Regions from separate parts of the Homo sapiens genome. Here all the other regions are linked to region 1. A link is a loop called in an ENCODE intact Hi-C map of the cell type or tissue named here. Cell type or tissue: heart left ventricle. All regions are shown on one strand.

Region 1 (2,500 bases):
GCCTACTTTGCTTGCCTGGCCTCCGGCTGCTCTGGGTGGTCTATTCAGTGGGCCAGCACACATGCAACTTCTTCCTGTGTCTACCGTCCCCACCTCACAAGAACCTCTTCCTCCAAGGAGCCGCCTTGACCAGCCCAACCCTTAAGAATCACATAGCCCTTATCACAAATGGATCGACAGGGTGGCTACAGAGATGCTAGACACAATCATATCCATAAAGACTCTGAAAAACAGACATACATTCTCAATTATACACACAGACACACACATGCAACCTCAAGATGCCCTGTAGCCCTGGTCACAGACTGATCACAAATGTATTACCATACACATGCACACACACAAATATCCAAGCATAACACGATCTCAGACAGGAGTCCCGTATACACATACACATTTATACAATACTGGCACACACAAAAAACCCCCACACATACCCCCCAAGGATATGCTGTCACATTCACAAACTCATAAATTCACATAAATATGCATATTTAAAACAAACTCAGGAAAGCCCATAGGTCTTATACAGTTAACACCTAGGCATATAAAGATACACACCTGTCCATATACACAGAAATGTATTCTTGGCACACGACCTCATATACAGCTATTAATGTGCTTACATACATAAGGCATACATATATACACATTATTCAATGACACATACACTCCTATATATTCACCCAAACACACATATGTAACAGACATACAAAAAGACATTTAAAAAAATTCCATTTGTCCTCTTCTATACACACAGATGTACTCCCATAGTACATTTTATTCATTCATCATTTATATTACAAAACATTGCTAAGGAAACTTCCTTGGTGTGACTTCCAAATTCAACCTTGTGTTATAGCTACTTGTGTAGACTAGCAAAAATGCATCGAGTAGGCTCATTTCTCCCTTTAAATTTCCACTTGCGGATACGCCTTGTGGATTTGCTTTCTCCCCTGCAAGCCCTCACCTCTCTCTGTCCCCCTTTTTTTTTTTGAGACAGGGTTGCCCAGGCTGGAATGCAGTGGCACGATCTTGCCTCACTGTAGCCTCCGCCTCCCAGGTTCAAGTGATTCTCCTGCCTCAGCCTCCCAAGTAGCTGGGACTTCAGGCGCGCGCCACCACGCCCAGCTAATTTTTGTATTTTTAGTAGAGACGGGGTTTCGCCATGTTGGCCAGGCTGGTCTTGAACTCCTGACCTCAGGTGATCCGGCCGCCTCGGCCTCCCAAAGTGCTGGGATTGCAGGCGTGAGCCACCGCGCCCGGCCCCTCTGTCCCTTTTTGACTGCCCAGTCCCCCAGGCCTCCGCTGGAAGGCGCTCACTAAAGGTTCAGAGTCCGAAGCCGCATTCCCGGGCACCCTCCCCGGCCCCTCCCATCCCACAGAGGCAGGGGTGGGTCCGTGGGTGTGGCAATGAACCACGTGTACCCACGGGACTCTCGAAGTGGGGGAGGGGAAGGGGCGCAGCACGCCACCCTCCTTTCTCCGCCCCTGCCCTACCCTCTCCGCTGTTCCCCCACTGTCCTCCCCCAGCCCAGCCCAACCTCAGCCGGCCGCGGGAGGAGGCGGGAGCTGGGGCTTCGAACTGCCCCCTCCCACCTCCGCCTCTCCCCCGTCTCCTCTCCCCCTTTCCTCTTTCTCCTCCCCCATCCCACTTCTCTCTCCTTTTCCTCTTTCTTTCTCCCCTCCTCCCTCCATTCCACCCGCCTCCTTTTACCCCGCCCTGCCAGTCGTCCTCCCCCTCGCCCCCTCCGCCTCCCTCCAGCTCCGCCGCCAGAGGCTGAGTCATCGCTGCTGCGGCGCTGCCGGCCGTGCTGGGAGAGCAGGCGAGCAGGTAGGGAGGGTGTGAAGCAAGCGACGCCGTGCGACCCGGCACCACCGTCTGGGCCCTTTCCCGGAGAGGCCTGGGGAGGGGGCACCGAAAGGGGCCCGGGCCGCGGTGGGGGACGGGCGACGGGCCCCGGAAAGGCACAGATCTTACCCCTCAACCCCCATCCTTACAGGAGCCGCTTTGCAGCATTCTCAGCCGCACATGCAAATTAATACCTAACATTAGGGTGGCATCTGGGCCAGGCAAGTCAAACTGACGGCCCACGGACAGATCTGGCCGGCACCTGATATTTATTTGGCTCACACAGTGTTGTGTTTGTTTGTTCTGAAGTTTTAACTATTAATAGTTGCCAATACTTAAACATCACTCATTTCTTGGAAAATCAGATTCCCAACTCAAAAAATTAGAATATATGTCAACGTATTTCCCATGATAACTCTAGCCTATTTCTGAGTGGGGATACCTTTGTGTAGTCAGGGCATTGCACCCTCCCTACCTGCTCGCCCTCTAGTTTGCCACAGTCTCCGCTACTCCCTACTGTTTCACCTAGGCCACTGAACTTCCTTTGTGTTTCCTGCCAGGCCTCATATGGAATGATTCCTAGTCTAGTCCACCCCATTCATATTTTACATGGGGATTAGGAAGTGAGGGTAGGGCATTTCCCAAAGT
Region 2 (2,500 bases), 110 kb after region 1:
ATATTATATATTTATATATAGTATATATATTATATATATATTTTATATATTTATATATAGTATATATATTATATATATTTTATATATTTATATATTATATATATATTTTATGTATTTATATATTATATATATATTTTATATATATATATAGTTTGTGAGAATCAGAATCCAAATAATACCTATAGGCTGGGTGCAGTGGCTCACACCTATAATCCCTGCACTTTGGGAGGCCAAGGGGAGGGTCATGTGAGCCCAGGAGTTCAAGATTAGCCTGGGTAACATAGCAGGACCCTGTCTCTACAAAAAACTAACAAGACCTGTGTATTGTCTTATTAAGTCTCCTCTTGCCTCTATTTTTCTTTTTCTTTGCCGTTTATTATTTGAATAGACTAAGTTGTACATCCTGTAGGATTTTCCACAGGGCACAGGGATGTCATTTTAACATGTTCATCTGTACTCCAAGTTTTTTGTAAATTGTGATCTAGAGGCCTGATCAGATTCAGGTTTTGAAGTTTTTTCCCCTCCTTGTCAAGAATACTTTATCATAATGATGTATTTTCTCTCAGGTGGCACATAACATTTCATTTGATTGTCTCTCTTGTGCTATAAGCTGCCAGCAGTGTTCGTTAGGATTGCAAAATGACAATATACTAATTCTGTCAGTCGGTCTTCATTTATTAGGTGGAATACCTCTTCAAGAAGTAACTTTGCCTCATCAACTGTTCAGTTACCAAGAGGTATAGTTTGTTCAGGAAGGGCAGATTAATGTTTGATCTTCCTCCCTTTGTTAGCCAGTTTGCATAATTATGAGTTGATCTCTAATAGGTTTCATAGGTGACCAGTGAGATTTGGTGGTTTGTTTTCGTATCATTTGTTATTATAAGCTTATGGGCTCAAACGTATTTATTTTGGTCCATTGCAGTTAATGGATTGGATCAAATTGTCCCACCTTTGGTCAGTGGGACCCTATACATTTCCTGCCCCAGATCTGGAATTGGCCACTTTTAAAAGGAATTCTAGTTCCTTTCTTTTGGGAAATGGTATTTAGATACCAGTCTGAGTTATAGGGGTGCTTTATTGCTACTTGGTTGGTCATTCTTTCTAGATGATTTTTTTGTTTTTTGGTGAGATAAAATACATCATGGAGTTATTCTGTTTTGTTGTTGTTGTTTTTTTTTTTTTTTTTTTTTTTTTTTTTGAGACAGAGTTTCACTCTTGTTGCCCAGGCTGGAGTGCAGTGGCATGGTCTCAGCTCACTGCAACCTCCACCTCCCAGGTTTAAGCAATTCTCCTGCCTCAGCCTTCCAAGTAGCTGGTATTACAGGCATGCACCACCACACCCAGCTAATTTTGTATTTCTAGTAGAGATGGGGTTTCACCATGTTGGCCAGGTTGGTCTCGAACTCCTGACCTCAGGTGATCCACCCACCTCGGCCTCCCAAAGTGGTGGGATTACAGGCATGAGCTACCGCGCCCGGCCTGTTCTGGTATTTTCTATTAAAGGGTCTTTACGTAGACTTGTGGATCTTTTATTTTACCTACTGCTTTCTTCCATGCCCATAATCTTAATTCCTAATGATACCAACATAATTACTCATTTTGTTTTATTTCACAGTATGTCTACCGTCTTTTTTTTTTTTTTTTAAACATTTTTTAAAGAGAGAGGGTCTTGCTCTCACAGGCTAGATTGCAGTGGTGTGATCATGGCTTACTGCAGCCTCAACCGCCTGAAATCAGGCAATCCTCTTGCCTCAGCCTCCTGAGTAGCAGGATTACAGGTGCACACCACGTGTGGCTAATTTTTAAATTTTTTGTAGAGATGAGGTCTTGCAGTGTTGCCCAGGCTGGTCTGAAATTCCTGGGCTTGAGCCATCCTCTCACTTCGGCTTCCAAAGTGTTGGGATTACAGGCGTGAGCCATTGTGCCAAGCTCTACATTCTTACAATACCTCCACTACCACTGAAAACAGTTTTTCCACTTATACAGTATCTTCAAGTCATTTGAAAGAATCTTTGTGTGGTTTCACATTTAAATTGATATATATATTAGTTTTATTTTGCTTCCAAGTTTTAGAGATTGCTTTCTCCCTACCCCTATAATTTTCTAAGTTGTTTTACATTTGTGTAAAACATTTACGTGGTTCTAGAGTCTCAGCATGGTATAGTCATAGAAGTCTGACTTAAATTCTGTCACTTACACCCTTTCTTCTCTTACAGGCAAACTTTTTAGAACCTTTCCATTTAAGAAAAAAGCAAATGCCTCTACATGTATTTGTATCCTTGGTAAATGGAAATATACAACACATGGCATTTCTTCAATTCTTTTTTGTTTTAACTTAATATATCTGGGAGCTAACTGCAAAGTAGCAGTATATAATAGAAAGATATTCCTCATTCCTGTGTACAGTTGCATAGTTCACCATTGTGTGGAATGCTCCATGTTTTTTCAACTGCTGCTCCTATAGATGGATGTTTTGGTTGTTTTTTTGAGACTAGGTCTT
Region 3 (2,500 bases), 58 kb after region 1:
CATTTGATCTACTCATTGGTTCTATGAAGACATTAAATTTTTTTTTGTAGACACAGGGTCTTGCTATGTTGACCAGGCTGATCTCACACTCCTGGCCTCAAGTAATCCTCCTACCTCAGCCTCTCAAAATGCTGGAATTACAGGCGTGAGCCACCATACCCAGCTACGTTGGCTGAATGACAGGAAGCAGGACAGGAAATATTCTTTCTCTTTATTCAGATGAGGATTCTAAGACTCGGAAAGACAAAGTGAATGTTCTCACAGTCAACAGTGAGCCACCCCTCTGAATTTCCAGCCCTGAGTTTGGGCTGGGATCCACTGTCTCCTTCGCAAACAAACCATTCCAGAGAACCTGAGTCTAAGAGGTTTTAAAACCACTAGCAAGCAAGGTGTGGTGGCTCATGCCTGTAATCCCAGCACTTCAGGAGGCTGAGGCAGGAGGATAGCCTGAGGCCAGGAGTTGGAGACCAGACCAGGCAACATAGTGAGACCTTGTCTCTAAAAATGCCAAGCCCGCCCTGGTCCCAAGAAAAAACACACCACACACACAAACATTAAAAAAAAAAAAAAAAAAATAGCTGGGCGCGGTGGCTCATGCCTGTAATCCCAGCACCTTGGGAGGCCGAGGCGGGTGGATCACCTGAGGTCAGGGGTTCGAGACCAGCCTGACCAACACAGAGGAACCCCATCTCTACTAAAAAAATACAAAATTAGCCAGGCGTGGTGGCACATGCGTGTAATCCCAGCTACTGGGGAGGCTGAGGCAGGAGAATCGCTTGAATCTGGGAGGCGGAGGTTGCGATGAGCCGAAATCGTGCCATTGCACTCCAGCCTGGGCAACAAGAGTGAAACTCTGTCTCAAAAAAAAAAAAAAAAAAAAGATTAAATTACCACCACCAACACTCAGTAGGTGGCAGTTAACAGTAATCTACATTTATTGCTCTCCCATTATCAATTAACAGTTTGTAATTCTCCCAACAGCCTAATGAGGATTCTCCCTGTTTTACACTAGAGGAAGCAGAGACACAGAGAGGTTTTATGGCTTGCTCAAGCTCACACAGCAAGTCCGCTGCAGAGCTGGAATTCCACCCAGGCAGCCTGGCCGGAAGCCCAGGCCTTTCACCCCTATGCTACACTGCCTTGTGTTACACCATACTGCTGATTAAAGAACTTTCTAAACAAAGCCATTCATTGGTGAGATGAGCAGCTCTGAAAGGCACTGAGGGCCCCTATTCTGAGCACTTCAAGTGGAATCATGGTGGAGGCATCTTTGGAAGACAGTTAGGTTTAAGGCAAAGGACTGGGCCAAGCATCCCTTTTAATCCAGAAATGAGGGGATTTGATGAAATCTCTTGCAGATTCTAGCCTTTCAGGTCAGGACAGTGACAAGTCCTCCTTGCCCCTGGGCTTCCAGATTGAAAATGTTTTCCCAGCCTGCCCACCATCCTCTCCTCAGGGGCACTGGGATCAAGTGAGCTGGGAGAACAGGTGGCTGTGCATGGATCATCCTGGAAATCTGACAGCATGGTCCCCAGTCCAGGGACTGGGGAAGAGGAACAGCAGAACACTAAATTACAGGGTGTTTGTTGCTTGATTAAATCAGTGCACTCAGTGCAGCGCGGTGGAGATGCAACACGCCAGGCTCACTCCTGGGCTTGAGGCCCAGATGTTAATCATAGAGCTGCAGTCAGAACGCCAAGGGCTCTCAGTAACACCTCTTTTAAATGCTTCATTTCACTCATAGGCCTACAGAAGCCCAGAGAGGGGAAGCAGCTTGTCAGAGGCCACGCAGCATTCTTTCAACACATACTGAGTGCCTACTGAGGGATACTAAAGGTGAATAAAATAGCCACGTGCTCCAGGGTCATGGAGCTTGCACGTTAGTGGAGGCAATGGGCAAAAAGCAGATAAACACACAAAATCAGAGGTTGTGATCTGTGCTATGGAGAACATGGAGTATTTCAACCAGGCTGATCAAGGGTGGTCCCTCTGAGAAGGGGCCATTTAAGCTGAGGCTTGAAGGATGCAAAGTATCGGGTGTTTGTGTGTGGGTGGGGGGAGTGGGAATGCAGTGGGAACACCATGCCCTAGGGGCCCGCAGGCTGGGATGAGTTTCCGTGTGTTTCTGGGGCTGGCACAGAGCAAGGCCAGGTGCAAGAAACGGGGGGAAAATCTGGAGGTAAATGGGTTCTGGAGCATAGAGGGTATGTGGGCCAAAGTGAGAGGTCTAGAGTTTATTCTTGTAATAGGCAGTTATGGAGGGTTGTTTGTTTGTTTGTTTTTAAGAGAGTGGCAGACATACTGTAACATTTCCTGCTTTTCCTAAATGAGGGACTCCTGGGAGGTTTACAAAAAACACACCAGGCAATGATACCTATGCAAAATGAGCCCAGCCCAGCTTTTCCTTGTCTTTATCTGGAGTCTCTGTGTATTTTATTCACATTAGGTAATTAGGCCATTCATGTTCCTTCTAATGAACCTAGAGATATGTCTCAAATAG

Evidence for each region. Peaks named below come from ENCODE experiments on the same cell type or tissue, not always from the same donor. Only the 100,000 strongest peaks of a DNase experiment are listed, where the experiment ranks them.
Region 2: it touches region 1 in a loop (2.1-fold over the local background); 6 of 110 quality-filtered maps call a loop at or near these places.
Region 3: it touches region 1 in a loop (1.9-fold over the local background); 70 of 110 quality-filtered maps call a loop at or near these places.

Annotation. Positions count from the first base shown.
Region 1 is chr5:154,681,204-154,683,703 of GRCh38, forward strand. It overlaps a transcript of LARP1 not described here. Among named protein-coding and RNA genes, the nearest start is that of MIR1303, 3.3 kb to the right of the region's middle. RefSeq lists silencers at 1,346-1,545, 1,586-2,065. In heart left ventricle, a CTCF peak has its summit at 1,313; DNase peaks (open chromatin) are centred at 1,468 and 1,768; H3K4me3 peaks cover 1,465 bases; H3K27ac peaks cover 1,073 bases.
Region 2 is chr5:154,796,053-154,798,552 of GRCh38, forward strand. All of the region lies in intron 8 of LARP1 (La ribonucleoprotein 1, translational regulator), which reads left to right. Among named protein-coding and RNA genes, the nearest start is that of MIR378H, 32 kb to the right of the region's middle. In heart left ventricle, no CTCF peak of the experiment used is centred here; no DNase peak of the experiment used is centred here.
Region 3 is chr5:154,739,534-154,742,033 of GRCh38, forward strand. It overlaps a transcript of LARP1 not described here. Among named protein-coding and RNA genes, the nearest start is that of LARP1, 15 kb to the right of the region's middle. In heart left ventricle, no CTCF peak of the experiment used is centred here; DNase peaks (open chromatin) are centred at 1,098 and 1,616.